Regions from separate parts of the Homo sapiens genome. Here region 2 is linked to region 1. The links are chromatin loops, found by intact Hi-C in ENCODE. Cell type or tissue: HCT116. All regions are shown on one strand. Links, peaks and the distances in the headings refer to the core of each region. The heading gives the core; the rest is flanking DNA. Region 1 overlaps EGF (epidermal growth factor). Region 2 has its middle 14 kb from the start of ELOVL6.

What was found. Peaks named below come from ENCODE experiments on the same cell type or tissue, not always from the same donor. Only the 100,000 strongest peaks of a DNase experiment are listed, where the experiment ranks them.
Region 2: a loop joins it to region 1, with 7 times the contacts of the local background. A loop is called at or near these places in 25 of 110 quality-filtered maps.

The regions. Positions count from the first base shown.
Region 1 is chr4:110,001,301-110,010,136 of GRCh38, reverse strand. It overlaps EGF (epidermal growth factor), which reads right to left. Exons shown (of 24, transcript NM_001963.6): 22 at 5,515-5,632; 23 at 1,907-1,985. Among named protein-coding and RNA genes, the nearest start is that of EGF, 93 kb to the right of the region's middle. In HCT116, for the core only: a CTCF peak has its summit at 4,491 (motif pointing left); a DNase peak (open chromatin) is centred at 4,466.
Region 2 is chr4:110,208,083-110,216,918 of GRCh38, reverse strand. No RefSeq gene overlaps it. Among named protein-coding and RNA genes, the nearest start is that of ELOVL6, 14 kb to the right of the region's middle. RefSeq lists a silencer at 5,352-5,646. In HCT116, for the core only: a CTCF peak has its summit at 5,446; a DNase peak (open chromatin) is centred at 5,468.

The sequences.
Region 1 (8,836 bases), core at 1,686-6,685:
CAGGTGTGCACCAGCATGCCAGGCTAATTTTTGTACTTTTTGGTAGAGACAGCGTTCCACCATAGAGACAGGCTGGTCTCATTTGGTAGAGACAGGCTGGTCTCAAACTCCTGACCTCAAATGATCTGCCCACCTTGGCCTCCCAAAGTGCTCGGATTACAGGTGTGAGCCACTGTGCCTGGTCTGAATTCAGATTTTAGGTGTATTTCTTTTCTTTTCCCCTGGCATAGTCAGCTGCCCCTAGCATGTACTCTGCACTTAACCTGTGTCAACTGATGTCAGCTGAGCTCAGTGAAGATGGTTTTATGGAACTACACTAGTATTGTGTTGTAATGAGTTTTCCAGGAGCAGAGAAGAGACTGGCTCAGAGCCAAACTTGATCTTTTATTTCATTCCTCACTCAATCTCCCCCCACCCCAATCTCTATGCGCATTTTCACCCCAGGCATTTATGAGACAGCTGGACATGATTGGGGATGTGATCACTCATGCTGGGAGATAGTTATATGAGTGGCCCACAGAGAATGGGTCAAATTGTTTGCAGTACAGTGCGGGGGGAAAAAAACAACAGCAAAAGAGACATTCTAATATATTCCTGAGTACTCAGCTAACTGTAATGAGTCCTTAGTTCTTTTCTAAGTTTAACCAAATTCCTGTAAAATCGTTGTGCTATTAGCTTGCAAAATTACATTATATGTGCCTCTATAGTGGGTTACCATTGTAAGAATTATGCACTTTTAGCTGCTCAAGGAAAAGTAGTAACTACAAATATTCCATTACTTTTTAATAGTGCTACCAATAACAATAAGCACTGAAGCAAATTTTTGAAAATGCTGAATTTTTTCATTATCAGGGGAAAGTAATGATCCATATAAAATACTATACTATTTATTGTAGTTTTCATATTCAATTTTTAAGTGTACCTTAAATATCCAGGCCTTCTTCAAATTAGGTAATAAAGTTGTACTGAATTCAGTATTTGGGGTTTCATGGCAACATAGGTATGAGAAGGGAATTTAGAGTGAGTTTTCCAAAACAAGAAGCCTATGTTCTTTCCAGAAAGAAATCTGAGGAGGAGGTTATGATAATAAGCACATTGAAGAAGGAAAAATATAGAAAATTCAATTGGAGTTGATATTTCATTAGCTCCTTTCATTAGCAGAGGAGCTGTTTTTGTTGGCTAAAAGTTTCTCTAAACCTTTCCAAAGGCTCACGACACAAAGGCCTGTGAAACAATGTCCTCTGGCCTGTGAAACAAAACTCAACCTGAGACCCAAAACCAAAAGGCTGATCATAATACAACTCTTAAGGGTATCTGAGTTCATTTCTATCTGAAGTAGACTGAGTTCCTGAGAACCTGGGTTGATTTTATGGTCTCTCCACAAGTGGCTTGGCTGGACTTCACAGACAGCCAGGCGTCTGGCTAAGGTCATGCCCCTGATAAGACCTGAATACTCTGAAATCCCCAGGACAATCCTCAGATCAACTTAAATTTACAGAAACACTTCCCACTAGATGGGCTGAACATGGAACATGTTTTCTTGGAGCCATTTACAACTTAACTGGGACTATACCTACAGCTACCAGTATAGATCCTGGACCTTAAGAATGACCCCAAAACTCAATTCAAATCAAGGAGTCATCCATTGTGTTCTTGCTCAAAGTGCAAGAACACGGGCTGCCCTGTGACTAGAGTTTTGAGTGAACGTGGTAACCTCATATAAGATAGAACTCCAGTGCAAATCAGGTCCATGGCATTTCAATACAGCCCAGCTATTCACATAGCTTATACAATTTAGTTATTTTGTTTGTGTGTGTGTGTGTGGTTAAATGAGACTTTTCATTGAAAAACAGTCAGGATCTAAGTAAAAATAACCATTCACCAGGAGCCAGGGATAAAAACTGACCATCTGCTGCCTGGCCATCCTCACCAGCCACTGGTTGACCCCCATTCTTGAGGTCTTGGTGTTCTTTTATAACCACAAACTGCAGACAACAAAAAGGAGGGAGAGAGGATATTGTTAAAATTCACAAATTATCTCAACGTACATTGAATCAAAGTCTATGGCTTTACGATGTTCATCCTATGGAAAGTGAAAGTCAGAAGAAAGGCCCTGTGAAGTTAGTCTTTCTATCTAAAGAGAGATTCAACATTCAGTGAGGAGCCTTGTGTTACTTTGTCTTAAAGCAACTAGGCACACCAATATGTTAACTGAAGAATCTATTCTAATTATGGAATCTCAGCTTTTAGGTCACGGATCCCTGGAGCCACTGATTTACCATAAGCAATCCAAGAATCCATAAGTATTCTAAGAACTGCCCATAGGCCAGGCAAATAATATCTAATATATGTGTGTGCTACAACTTTTCATACACACACACGCACACACACATTAATAACACTCATTTAAACATGCTACCAAGTTCTGAGTAATTTGGGGCCATTAAAGGTAGTAATAATTACCAGTGCAATGACAATTTTGCAAGCTGGTTGAACAGCCTAGGGACCTAGAATTTTAATAGGAAGGAACAGAAAACAACATTTCTCTTCAGTCAACAAAATGATTACTTTTGTCATTATTTGTATTATCAAAAATTGATTGGGCACTTGCAATGCAGGCTGACCAGAGTTCACTGGCTCACATTCACTCTAGATAGATTAGATATTAAAACAGATCCATGCTACAAGGAAAGAAAAGAAGTGACCCCATACAACAGGACAAAGGACATCATTTGGTGAAGTCCTTCCTTGTCAATCAGTAACTAGTGCAAGGACTGCCCCAAGGTTTTGGCCGATCACGCTTCATTGGTTCAGAAATGGGCGCTCCACAGAAAGGAGCACACAACTCAGAAACAACAGAAAGAGGAGTAGAAAACAATCTCTTTGCCCATATTTTCCTTTGAGAAAGGTGTAGAAAGGGATGATGACTGGGGTCAATTAGGCAGAAGGCAGGGAAATGTTGGTAAGGGAAGTGTGAATCCACAGAACATGTATTTTCATTTTCTTATAATACAAATCATGCTTCATCTCCTCCTCATTGATGATCTCCTGCAGCAACACACTGCAAAATCAACACGCAACCCACTGTTTAAAGACACATGCCCATTATTTCTGTCTCAAGTCAAAATCCAACCCTCTGCACTGCAAATTTTCTAACCTCGTGCCTCTCTGTCAGAAGAACATAGGTCCCGAAATTCTGGGCTGAGGTGGGGAAAGGAGCTGATAGAACTACATTTGTTTCTGCTCTTTCTTCTAGTTTGAGCGTTCAGCTCTCTCCCACTCCCACTGATATCTACAGCAGCAGTTGCTGTCAACGACAGTTATGACGGCTGTGGGGGACTGAGCTCAGCAGCCCCAGGCCTCCCAACATAGCTCTGAGCCAACAAGTTGCTCATGACAGCAGCAAATGCTTTTGATTTTTTAATAGTCATACACAGATTGTGTTTCTCCTTCATTCCCATGATGATGAATTAATGAGATGAATTAAACCTGCTACTCAAAACCTGAATGAAATACCATGTAGACTGACAAGTGACATCTGGGTAATTTAGAAGTTCGCAAAGTCATGAGGCCTCAAAGAACCAACACATTCTAGAGCTTAGTCCTAGAATCACACACTTGTGGAATTGATAAAGACTGATAAAGACTGAAGGGATCTTAGAGATCATCTAATCCAAACCCCTTGTACTGAGTGGGGAGCAGAAGTCTGCATAGGTTAAAGGAATTGCTCAAGATTAGATAGCCAACTGGTGGGAGAGTAAGGCTAGAACTCATGTTCTTTCTCATGCTTTAGAGAAAAGGTCTCAGTCTGTCACTCAGGCTGGAGTGCAGTGGTGCTATCATAGCTCACTGCAACCTTGAACTCTTGGGTTCAAGTGACCCTCCTGCTTCAGTCTCTTGAGTACCTGAAACTGCAAGTGTGTACCACCACACCCAGCAAAGTTTTTTTTTTTAATCTTTTTAAAGAAATATGATCTTGCTATATTGTCCGGGCTGGTCCCAAGCTCCTGGCCTCAAGCAATCCTGCCTTGGCCTCCCAAAGCATGGGGATTACAGGCATGAGCAAACTTGCCCAGCCTCTATTTTTTTCCCCCATACTTGAGTCCAACCAAAAAATAAATAAATAAATAAGGAAACACTGAATGCCTATTACAGGTAGGAAAAGATGATCACCTGGTAGTCAAAAGCACAGTTACAGGAAAGCTACTTTCTGGGAATTCACTGTGAGATGGGAGCTGGGGAGTAGGGGTAATAATGTGGGAAGGACCCCAAACATTGCCTTTGCTCCTCCATAACCTCTCTGTAATAGCTCTTCCCTAAGGATTCAATCCTCCATGGACCTGCCATGTATTCCAGTCTCTTCCACAATATATACCACAAATAATGCCAACAGCACACACTGAATCAGTCCTTAACTCTGACAGGTTTCTAGAAATGGAAATTCCCTTAACTGATTCAAGAATGTGTAGCCTGTTTCAAGACTGCCCTCTAGTGTTCCAAGATCAATTACTGAAGTGGATGATTTATGAAACATCTTGAATTTCCCAAACCTCTGTGCTTTTCGGAAAATATCTAGGATTGTCAGATAAAATAAAGAACCCAGTTAAATTTAATTTTGAATTTAAATTTGAACTTTCAGTATAAGTATGAATTTAACTAGGCATCCTATATTTTTATTTGTTAAATCTGGCAACTATTTTGCTACTGAAATTTGGGGAGTTGAAATGTGTGTGAGAAAAGAAATATTAAGAAAATAAAAGAAATATTAAGAAATATTAAGAAAATTAAGAAAATTGAGTGCAGTGGCTCATGCCTGCAATTCCAGCACTTTGAGAGGCCCGGGCAGGTGGATTGCTTGAGCCCAAGAGTTTGAGACCAGCCTGGGAAACATGGTGAAACTCTGTCTCTACAAAAAATACAAAAATTAGCTGGGCGTGGCGGTGTGTGCCGGTAGTCCCAGCTATTTGGGAGGCTGAGCTGGGAGGATTGTTTGAGCCCAGGAGTTCGAGGCTGCAGTGAGCAGTGAGTGGTTGGATTACTGCACTCCAGCCTGGGCAACAGAGCAAGATCCTGTCCAAAAAAAAAAAAAAAAAAAAAAAAGACAGAGAAAAAGAAAAAGAAAAGAAAGAAAGAAAGAAAATAAATTAGAAGCACAATCTTGGGTTTTTAAGACATGTATCTGGAATGTATTAACTAAAAATATGGAAAGCCTTCACATAACACATACAAATCTAAGTTATAGAAAGAATCTACATGAAAGAAAAAAATTCCAAAAATTTATTGTGCCATTAAATTATGGCATTATTATAACTCATCTGATTCCTTTAGTTAACAACACAGTTCCCCCACCCTCCCACCCAGGACCTCCCTAGCTGATGTGGTCTTGGCTAACACTGACACCAGCTGGAAGCTATAACTGATTCCAGTCATTCTGAACTCAGTGAAAAAATAGAAAAAATGAATAGGGGTTAATATCAAGCCAATTCCTTGCTTCATCTGCTTTGGTCACATTACCCAAGGTTGAGGGCAAGAGGACATCCCATCCTCAGTGTCAGCAGGCCTGCGACTCCTCACATCTCTGCTCGACTCCTCATAAGGATTCTTTGGGTTTTTCGATAGCAGCTTCTGAGTCCTGTGATAAAGCCAAAATTTGAGACAATCTCACAACAAAACAAAATACTCAGCCCACTCAGTGATGATCAGGGACAACTAACTGCTTTTGCTACTAAAATTTAAGTACTTGTGTGGGAGAGAAGAAATATGAAGATAACTAGGAACATAACTTTAGATGTTTAAGGCAGTCTTTTCTGCAGAACTCAAAATGCTTTCCAGACAGTGTTTCACTCTTTCCAAGGTTCTGTGAGGTAGAGGGTGTGTGTGTGTTTGTGTGTGTGTGTGTGTGTGTGTGTGTGTGTGTGTGTATGTATGCCCATGTATGTTGGGGGGAATAGCCTTGCATTCATTCATTCACAGGTATCTATTGAGTACTAACTATACCCCAGGCACTGTCCTAGTACTGATGATATAGCAATGAAAAAACAACTAATTTTGCAGGGAGGAGTGGGGCAGTCTGTGGAAAAAATATCTCAGCAACTGTGTGAGGCAGACTATGTTAGCTCCATTTACAAGTGAAGCCATTGGGGCTTGGAAATGGCAGTGACTCACCTAAGGCACACAGCTACCAAGGGTAGTGTAAGAAGTCGGTCATGATGACACAAAGCCTAGGCTGCTCTTACTGGCCCACTGCAATCTCTCACTCATAAAGAAATTAGAGGCAAAGACAGAAGGAGTGGATGACCCAAGATAAGAAAATCTCATAGTGGCTAAGCCAGGAAATACACTAGGTATCTTGCTTCCAAATCCAGTTTTTTAGAGTACTGTCTTGTTTGACATTCAACGCTAAGTCTATACACGGCGTCATTCACTAGGGGTGGGGGTGGGGAGATTTAGCATGGAGATGGATCCCCATCCTCAAAGCAGTAGCCCCTAGAGCAGTGCATCTGTGAGACTCCACAATAACGCCACTGTCCTGGGGCAGATAGGCAGCTTAATTGCCTCTAGGAATGCAACCCTCTGTCAAAAGCCCTACCTGGACGTTCCAGGAAGAGTGATAAGGATAGGAGGGGCTGCTGTGAATCTGGCATCACAGACAGTACCAAGAGATGGTGTGGGTTATTATGTGTTTTAATCAAAGGCTTCAAGGAAAAAAATTGAAACAAGTGGCTAATATAAACAATTCCAAAGTTGCAAAGGTACAACGTTATAATTTGTACCAGTCAGAATGGCTATTAATAAAAAGTCAAGAAAAAAAAGATGCTCATGAAATTTTGGAGAAAAGGAAACACTTATACACTGTTGGAGAGAGAGGAAATTATTTCAATCATTATGGAAAGCGGTACGGTGATGCTTCAAAGAGTTAACTGCAGAACTACCATTTGACCCAGCAATTCCATTACTGGGTATATACCCAGAGGAATATAAATCATTCTACCATAAAGACACATGGATGTCAATGATCACAGCAGCACTGTTCGCAATGGCAAAGACACGGAATCAACCTAAATGCCCATCAATGACAGACTGGATAAAGAAAATATGGCACATACACACCATGGAATACTATGCAACCATAAAAAGGAATGAGATCATGTCTTTTGTAGGAACATGGATGGAGCTGGAGGCTATTATTCTTAGCAAACTAACACAGGAACAGAAAACCAAATATCACATATTCTAACTTCTAAGTGGGAGCTAAATGATGGGAACTCAGGAACACAAAGAAAGGAACAACAGACACTGGGGGCTACCTGAGGGTGGAGGGTGGGAGGAGGAACAGGAGCAGAAAACATAACCGTTGGGTACTGGGCTTAATACCTGGGTGATGAAATAATCTGTACAACAAACCCCAGTGACACAAGTTTACCTGTGTAACAAACCTTTACATATACCCCTGAACCTAAAATAAAAGTTAAAAAAAAACCCACAAAAAAACAAAGTTATACTTTGTGATGAAATACTTCCTGTTGATTTTCTTACAAGGGAGTCCTTCCAAGAAATCACATGTTTTAAACTAATAAGATTAGAATACTTGAAAAATTTATTTAGTTTCACAAACATTAGTCTTTTTTGTTTTGTTTTGTTTTTGAGACAGAATCTCGCTTTGTCACCCAGGCTGGAGAGCAGTGGTGCAATCACGGCTTACTGTAATCACTGCCTCCCTGGCTCAAGCGATCCTCCCACCTTAGCCTCCCAAGTAGGTGGTACTATAGCTGTGTGCCACCATGCCTGGGTAATTTTTTGTAATTTTAGTAGAGGCAGGGTTTTGCCATGGTGCCCAGGTTGGTTTGAACTCCTGGGCTCAAGCAATCTGCCTGTCTTGGCCTCCCAAAATGCTGGGATTATAGACACGAGCCACCACACCCAGCACACAAACAATTAATCCTTTGAGAGACACAGAAGACAAACGGTATCAAACAAGCTAGACAAGACAGGCAAGGAATGGTATAAGGGAGGAAATAACTGATTTTAACCCTTTAAAGAAAAACAGTTAGCATGTCTAACTTAAAAACTCAATGTTAGAGCTGTATTTGTTGGTACAGTTGAGTATGACATGGCAACATTTAGACTAGCAGTTTTAATTTGATCTTGTCAGAATTGATCTATAGTGCAAACGTAGTTATGCACATAGCTGAAACTTTGCGGAGAGGTAAGCAGGTACACTGATCAGAATTGTTAGGTAAATAACCATAGATTCACTCAGGAAGAATTGTACAACTCTGGATGCATTTCAGTGAAGAGAAAAAGAAAGGGTTCTGATGAGCTTTCTTTTTGAAGGAATAGTCCTTTCACTTCTGATTTTTGGAGTATGAGAGTCTGAGGTTGAAGATACTCTTATATGTATGTAAAGTCTATAGTCATCTTTCAGCTGAGCTGGTCTTTGAATTCCAAGTTTAAAAAGCCAGCAATTTGCCGTTAGCTTTCAATCCAGATCTCTGAAAAATGCCAACAGAACATAAGACATACTATATCATAACACAACAAATAGGAAAAAACACTTAATAATTATGGCACGCATGAACTTAAGTTTCTAGTTTCCATTTTTTTTTCCTGCCCTTTGGCAATGATCCAATGGGATGAACCATTGATCATTCAATATTCTTTCTACACATATCCAAGATATTGATTACACACCAGGCTAAAAATTACAATGTTATTGATGGACTACTGAATTAAAATGTCAAGTTTGTGCCTAAGAATCTTGTCTCTCAAGAGGTGGTAGAAAAGGGCTTAGAGCATATGACTCTTTTGGGGGAAGGTTACAGTTCATAAAAAATCA
Region 2 (8,836 bases), core at 2,539-7,538, 210 kb before region 1:
CAAAGCTCTCCCAAGTCTAAGAAACCCTGAGTGATCCCAAGAGAAACAATGGAATGCCTTTAGGTGACTTGAAAAAGAGGGAATCATTTAACTTAACTTCCAGCTCCTCAGAGACATAGACAGGCTATTAGAAATAAGTACCAAGTGAATAATGGCTCTATGTCTAAATAGAAATGAACTGCCTATCATCTATGGATCACCAGGGTCAGACCATCTTGTGCTTCTCGCTGAAGAATAGCCCTGAAGATAGTGAAAGTTCATTGAATTGGTTTATGATGTAACCCTAAGGAATATTTTGATTGGGTCTGCTTGGGTCTTGTGCCCACCTCTAGAACAATAACTGGGTTCAGGGATGGGGTGCTTAGATTGCCCCACCTGGGTCAAATGCCCACTCCATACCTGTGGTTAAGGAGAAGAGAGAGAGAAAGACAGAGAGAAAGAAAGGCAGCCCCATGACTGGTAGGGTATACTTGCAATAAAGGGGTTTCCCACATTTCCCCAAAGGAGCAGTGGGATGCAGTTGAAACTGTCCCTATGAACTTTATAAATTAGTCAGGGAAAAAGGGAAGGAGAGAAAGGAAAGTAAACTCAGCTTGCAGCATACTCAGCATTAATCATGAGGCAGCTCACTCTGTGACCCGCTTCCTCGTAGCTGTTTGCTGCCAGTTGCCTCAGAATCACAGACCATCACAAGATTATAGCTCCCCCAACTGCTATACGGGTAACAAATTGAACGTTACAAAATACTAAGTTTTCCAGGCCGGGTGCGGTGGCTCATGCCTATAATCCCAGCACTTTGGGAGGCCAAGGCAGGAGCATCACAAGGTCAGGAGTTCAAGACCAGCCTGGCCAATATGGTGAAACCCCATCTCTACTGAAAATACAAAAATTAGCCAGGTGTGGTGGCGGGCACCTGTAGTCCCAGCTACTTGGGAGGCTGAGGCAGGAGAATCATTTGAACCTGGGAGGTGGAGGTTGCAGTGAGCCAAGATCGTGCCACTGCACTCCAGCCTAGGAGACAAAGGGACACTCTGTCTCAAAAATAAAAACGAAAAAAAAAAAGAAAAAAGAAAAAAATATTAAGTTTTCCAATTGAGATATTCTTTCAGGTCCTACATACTGATATAACTGCTGACGTCAACTGGTGTGAGGGACCCCACAAAGACCTGACTCACCAAAGAATGCAGTTTTGATATCCTGATTATTTCATCCCTCTTATCCCAACCAATCAATGACCCCAATTCTCCAACCCTTCGCCCTCTACGATCCCCTTAAAAACTCCAGCCCAGAACTCCTCGGGGAGATACATGTGAGGATCCCCTCCCATCTCCTTGCTCGGTGACTTGTGATCATTAAATTCTATTTTTTGCTGCAACCCCTGCTGTCTCAGTGTACTGGTGTGTCCTGCACAGTGGGCATATGAACCCGTTGGTCCTATAACACAGTTACCAGAAGAGGAAAGGCAAAAACAACAAATGTCCACTTTGATATAGCAAGAAATAAGATTATAAGCTCTGCTTTTCCATTTTTTTTTTCCCTACTGATGTTGCAAACTAAATCCCTTATGTCACTAATTTGCTTATCTCCCCATATCTCTTCTTTTGCTTTGGAAAATTTTTCTTTCACTGTCATTTCAAGTCTCCTCTCAAACCCTAACATTTAATCTAAATCTCTTTACATCTAATCTCTTGCCTGTTATTTTATCTCCAGTAATCCCATTTTTTTTTCTTCCTCCACATCCTGAGTGAAACTCCAATTTTGAAAACTCAAAGTGATGAGAAAGTGGCCTCAAATACATGACAGTTTATAAATCATCAGACTTTATAACAGATATCTCTTCCAAAGCTCTTTCTCAAGATACTTAAGTAAGTATAAGAGATCTCCACATAACCTAATTGAGAAAGACTCTGGCTAGTTGACCTGGCTGAGAAGAATCTACTGCCTGAGAGCCTATCACACTCAAAGAACATGAACCAGAGATGGTCAGGCTGGGGGTGGCATGCAGTTTGTAAAGTAGCCAGTTTGTCAAAGTTCTCTTTTCCCTTTCTCATTTGCCTGCTTAGAGCCATAAAACTTTCTCAGCACCATAAGACAGAGCAAAAAATTAAAAGAAAAAAAAACGATAAAACTTTCAAGCTGGAGGAGACTTTACTGACTATATTATCCAATCTCTTCATTTCATAATAGGGAAACTGAGGCCCAGAAAGGTGAAGGGATTTGTCCAAGTGTGACAGTTAATTTTATATTTCAATTTAACTTGGCTACAGGATGCCCAGATAAGGTTAAACATTATTTCTAGCTGTATCTGTGAGGTGTTTCTGGAAGAGACTAGCATTTGAATTGGTGAACTGAGTAAAGTAGATGGCCTCCTGCCATGTAGGTGGACATCATCCAATCCATTAAGGGGCCAAGTAGAACAAAAAAGTGAAATTCACTCTCTGTCTGGATGCTTGTGTTAGAAAATTGATTTTCTCCCACCATTGGCATCCTTGGCTCTCAGGCCTTCAGACCAAGACTGAATTTGCTGAATTTACCCCGTTAGCTCTCTATTTCTTTTTTTTTTTTTTTTTTTTTTTGAGACAGAGTCTTGCTTTGTCACCCAGGATGGAGTGCTGGAGTGCAGTGGTGCAATCTTGGCTCACCGCAACCTCCGCCTCCCGAGTTCAAGCGATTCTCCTGCCTCAGCCTCCCGAGTAGCTGGGACTACAGGCGCATGTCACCACGCCTGGTTAATTCTTGAATTTTTAGTACAGACAGTTTCACTATGTTGGCCAGGCTGGTCTTGAACTCTTGACCTCAGTTAATCCATCTGCCTTGGCCTCCCAGAGTGCTGGGAGGTGTAAGTTACCACACCTGGCCAACTCTCTAGATCTTGGGCCTTCAAACTACACCACTGTCTTTCCTGGGTCTCCAGCTTGTAGATGGTAGATCATGGGGCCTCTCAGTCTCTACCATCATGTAAGCCAATACCTTACAATAAATCTCTCTCTCTCTCTCTTTTTTTTTTTTTTTTTGAGACACAGTTTCACTCTGTCGCCCAGGCTGGAGTGCAATGGCACAATCTCGGCTCACTGCAGCCCTCTGCCTCCCAAGCTCAAGCAATTCTCATGCCTCAGCCTCCCCAGTAGCTGAGATTACAGGCACATGCCACCATGCCCAGCTAATTTTTGTATTTTTAGCAGAGACGGGGTTTCACCACGTCGGCCAGGCTGGTCTTGAACTCCTGACCTCAGGTGATCCACCTGCCTCGGCCGCCCAAAGTGCTGGAATTACAGGTGTGAGCCACCACGCCTGGCATGAATCTCTTTATATATCACACTGGTTCTCTTTCTCTGGAGAACCCCAACTAATATACCAGGATTCCCCAGCAAGTTAATGGCAGGACTGGGAAAGAACTCAGGCCTTCTGACAGGAGGCCTAGTACTCTTTCCACTGCCACACTTTTCTTTTTCAAGGTATTTGTCTTCTGGGACTAGTGTGGTGGCTCACGTCTGTAATCCCAGCAATTTAGGAGGCTTAGATGGGTGGATTGCTTGACCCCAGGAGTTCGACACCAGCCTGGGCAACATGATGAAACCCAGCCTCTACAAAAAAAAAAAAAAAAAAAAAAAAAAAAAAGGCAAAAATTAGCTGGGCATGGTGGTGCATGCCTGTAGTCCCAGCTACTCAGGAGGCTGACGTGGGAGAATTGCTTGGGCCCAGAAGGTGGAGGTTGCAGTGAGCTGAGATTGCACCACCGCACTCCAGTCTGGGTGACAGAGCAGCACACTGTCTCAACAACAATAAAAAGATATTCGTCTTCTAACAGGCAGCTATAATGACTCCTTCCAAGTCTTGCTTTGTATGCATTTGAGACTAGTAAGCCTTCTTCACTCCGTCCTTCTCTTCCTTCTTTCCCTTCTTCCATTCGTTTTCTACCTTGTTATATATAAAGTATAAAATTCAACAAAATAATTAATACAAGATAGGAAGGACCGAGGTGGGAAGATAACTTGAGGTCAGGAGTTTGGGGCTGCAGTAAGCCACGATTGTGCCAGCGCACTCCAGCCTGGGTGACAGAGTGAGAACCCAACTCAAAAAATTAACTAATTAAAAAATAAGGTAACAGTATAAGAAGAAGGGCAATGAGGTTAAAAATATGTATTATATAAAGGTAAACACTTGCCACAAGGACAAGTCACAGATTTGCCTCCAAGTTCTAACAATGAAGATGTGGATCAGTTTCCTTCCTTCTTTCCTTTCTCTTTCTTTGTTTCTTTCCTTTTTCCTCTCTCTCTTTATTTTTTTCTTCTCTGTCCTTCCTTTCTTTTGACAAAATCCACTTTGTCACCAAGGCTGGAGTGCAGTGGCACAATCATGGTTCACTGCAGCCTTGACCTCCCGGGCTCAAGCAATCCTCCCACCTCAGCCTCCCACCTAAGCCTGAGTGGGACTACCGGCTTGCGCCACCACACCCAGCTAATTTTTTTTTTTTTTTTTGAGATGGTGTCTCGCTCTGTCGTCCAGGCTGGAGTGCAGTGGCGCGATCTCCGCTCACTGCAAGCTCCGCCTCCCGGGTTCATGCCGTTCTCCTGCCTCAGCCTCCTGAGTAGCTGGGACTACAGACGCCCACCACCATGCCCGGCTAATTTTTTGTATTTTTAGTAGAGACGGGGTTTCACCGTGTTAGCCAAGATGGTCTCGATCTCCTGACCTCGTGATCTGCCTGCCTCGGCCTCCCAAAGTGCTGGGATTACAGGCGTGAGCCACTGCGCCTGGCCTAATTTTTTTTTCTTTGTAGAGATGGGATCTCCCTGTGTTACCCAGGCTGACGGCATTCTTTATAATAGATCAATTACTCAAGATGACACAATTCTTCTTAATACTGAAACAAGATGGAAAGAATCTTCAGAAGTTCGATATAATAAAAAATATTTGAGGCTTTTTTTTTTCCATTTAAATTACCTGGCCTGGAACAGGCTGAAAAGATAGTCCTTAGGAGTTAATTGGTGTTCACTGTTATAAGCTCACATTACAAGGTGTTAAAATGGCCTCCTAAACCTTACACAACAGTCAACTCTCTGCTCATCTGAAGCCCCAGTCATGGTCTCTCTCTGATGCCTCTGATGGTGAAGGCTGGATCACGGTTGGAAAAGGCAGCCCACTGGGGCCCATGCCTTTCTTGAGGCCTCATCTATAGTTTGGACCCAACATATCAGAGGGATAGCAAAAGAGGGCCTGCGTATTTCTTTGTAATTCAAGTATCAAATTTTAAAAGTGGGTTCATTCATCATTAGATATTTTCCATGCATCTTTTCTTTTCTATTAACATAAATAAGGAGTAAATGCAACTTCCCAACAGTCAGTTCATTAAAACACATATACATAAGTAGAGAACAAAAGAGATCTCAGTAATTAAAATAAAAGTAGCATCTAGGTTTCCCTTCATATGCGCATTGCCCAGTTGTCCTCTAGGGGCACTAAGGTCTTAAAAGCAACAAGGGGAAATCTGCTTTCATAATCAAATAGAGTTCTTCAGGTTTTCATACGTAGTGCAAACAAATCTTTGTACTATTGAATACTTTTGCGTATCGAATGTGTATAGAGAAAGTATATTGGAATACATCAGAAATAAAGAAAGCACAAGAAAGATAGAAGCTCATGATCTAGTCCATCTCCTTTCCCAGAGAGGCCCTGAGTCCCCAGGGGCCAAGACAAAGTAATTCCCTCGACCTCAATTGCTCTGTGTCTCTCACTATCTTTATTTATTTATTTATTTATTTATTTATTTATTTATTTATTTATTTTGAGGCGGAGTTTCACTCTTGTTGCGCAGGCTAGAGTGCAATGGTGCGATCTCGGCTCACGGCAACCTCCGCCTCCCAAGTTCAAACAATTTTCCTTCCTCAGCTTCCCGAGTAGCTGGGATTACAGGCATGCCTCACCATGCCTGGCTAATTTTTTTTGTATTTTTAGTAGAGACAGGGTTTCACCATGTTGGCCAGGCTGGCCTCGAACTCCTGACCTCAGGTGATCCACCCGCCTCAACCTCCCAAAGTGCTGGGATTACAGGTGTGAGCCACCACGCCTGCTCCTGTCACTCACTATCAAAGTGAAATTCTTAACTTGGCCAGGCACGGTGGCTCATGCCTATAATCCCAACACTTCAGGAGGCCGAGGCGGGTGGATCACCTGAGGTCAGGAGTTCAAAACTAGCCTGGCCAACATGGTGAAACCCCATCTCTACTAAAAATATGAAAATTAGCTGGGCTGAGGCAAGAGAATTGCTTGAACCTGGGAGGTGGAGTTTGCAGTGAGGCAAGATCATGCCACTCCACTGCAGCCTGAGAGACAGAGTGAAACTCCATCTAAAAAAAAAAAGAGGCTAGGCATGGTGCCTCACGCCTGTAATCCCAGCACTTTGGGAGGCTGAGGCGGGCAGATCACCTGAGGTCGGGAGTTCAAGACCCTGACAAACATGGAAAAATACCATCTCTACTAAAAATACAAAATTAGCCAGGTGTGGTGGCACATGCCTGTAATCCCAGCCACTCGGGAGACTGAAGCAGGAGAATCACTTGAACCCAGGAGGCAGAGGTTGTGGTGAGCCGAGATCGCACCATTGCACTCCAGCCTGAGCAAAACTCCATCTCAGAAAAAAAAAAAAAAAAAGAAAGAAAGAAATTTTTAACTCACAAACTTCAGGTTTCTGGCAGAAACTGTTTTCAGTGTTGAAAGCACTTGCTTACAGTGTTGTGAAAACTCCAGGGTAAAACTGGACTTTTTTTTTTTTCTTTTTTTTTTTAAGACGGAGTCTCACTCTGTTGCCCAGGCTGGAGTGCAATGACATGATCTCGGCTCACTGCAACCTCTGCCTCCCGGGTTCAAGCGATTCTCCTGCCTCAGACTCCCGAGTAGCTGGAATTACAGGCGTGCACCACCACGCCCATCTAATTTTTGTATTTTTAGTAGAGACAGGGTTTCACCATGTTGGCCAGGATGGTCTCGATCTCCTGACCTCATGATCTGCCCACCTCAGCCTCCCAAAGTGCTGGGATTACAGGCGTAAGCCACTGTGCCCGGCTAAAAACTGGACTTGTAAGTGCCTATCACATTTCCTTCTTATACTTTTTAAAAATCCAATTTGGTCCTCTTAACTGTTGTACTCATGGTTCTTTTAGTTAAACTTTTGTAGGTATCTACCTTGGGATGTAAGTCTCTTTTTATGTAATTATTTGTACTCCTCTAATTTATAAAATATTTAGTATCTTTTATATGTACCTCAAATTCCTCCAAGATCAATAAGGAATGTTTGTTGATACAATACATTTTATGGGACAGGTTTATTTGTATCCCCCTAGTAATTCATCATAGGAATATGGTATTTAGGGCCGAGGTTCATATTCCTTGAGAATTTATCAACTATGGCAGGTATTAACCAACTTAATAGATGATGATTTAATTTAATCCTCACAGCAATCTTGTGAAGTTTGTACCATTATCATTCCCACTTTCTATATTTAAAAAGAAAGTAAGAAAGAAACAAAGGAAACATGTTTTAAAGAATGTAAGCAACTTGCCCAAAGTCAGAATTAGTGGATGGAATTGTAACCCAGATATATTTTTCTTCCTAGAAATTGTGATGTTCAGAGAGGTCTAAAGTGAAATAGTCAGGAAATGAATATTGATTTTTCTCTTCTGAGGCAGTTACTAGTTTCTGGATTAATTTTTTATTTGCAAAAATTAAGAACACACCAAAAAAGCCTTTCCTTTTTACAAAACACAATGGTGTCAGACTTAAATTTTTTTCTGCAATTAGGTGGACAGCAAAGTTCAGTAGGGGGAAAAAATCAGATGCGATTCCTGTATTGACAACCTCTGTAGGTAGGACCAGAATGAAAGTGCAACATGTAACTGTATTTGGAGTAGTATTTCTGACCAGGCACTGTGACTCATGCCTGTAATCCAGCATTTTGGGAGGCTGAGGCATGTGGATCCCAAGGTCAGGAGTTCGAGACAAGCCTGGCCAATATGGTGAAACCCCGTTTCTGCTTAAAAATACAAAAAAATTAGCCAGATGTGGTGGCACACGCCTGTAATCCCAGCTACTCGGGAGCCTGAGGCAGGAGAATTGCTTGAACCCGGGAGGCAGAGGTTGCAGTGAACCGAGATCGTGCCATTGCACTCCAGCCTGGGCGACAGAGTGAGATTTCATCTCAAAAAAAAAAAAAAAAAAAAAAGAGTAGTATTCCCTTTCCAGTTGTGCCCTTTGCTCAGACTTAATGTCAGCTTGCGGGCACCAAAGAAGATACATGAAGAAATTATGACTCAGATCCCTGTATCTCCCGTGGGGTAAATACAGGTCAACTAGTTAGGAAGCAAGAAAAAATAAATCCACCCATTTGAGGTTTGTTTTTCAGTTTAGAAATCTCTAGAACTGTGGAAATAGCTATGTAATCCTGGGGTGATGTGGGGGTTTGGATCAGAACTCCCAGGTGCAAGCTAAGTAGGTACCTGAGTCCTATTCTCTTAGGAAACAGGGATCAGGTATTCTTTAGATATCTGGACCAATAGATGCCCTACATACTGTAGATAACTAATAAAGCCTGGCTCTGTGTTGATTATGTTGGCCAAGGATTGCTAAATTTACATCAGGACTTCCCATACTGGTCCATGGACTTAGTGATTCTGAGTTTACTGCAACAGGTCCTTAGCTTGCCGTAGGCTGAAAGAGTAATATGCGTCATAAATATATGCACAGTTATCTTTTTTTTTTTTTTTTAGACAGTCTTGCTCTATCACTCAGGCTGGAGTGCAGTGGCATGACATGGCTCACACTGCAGCCTTGACCTCCTGG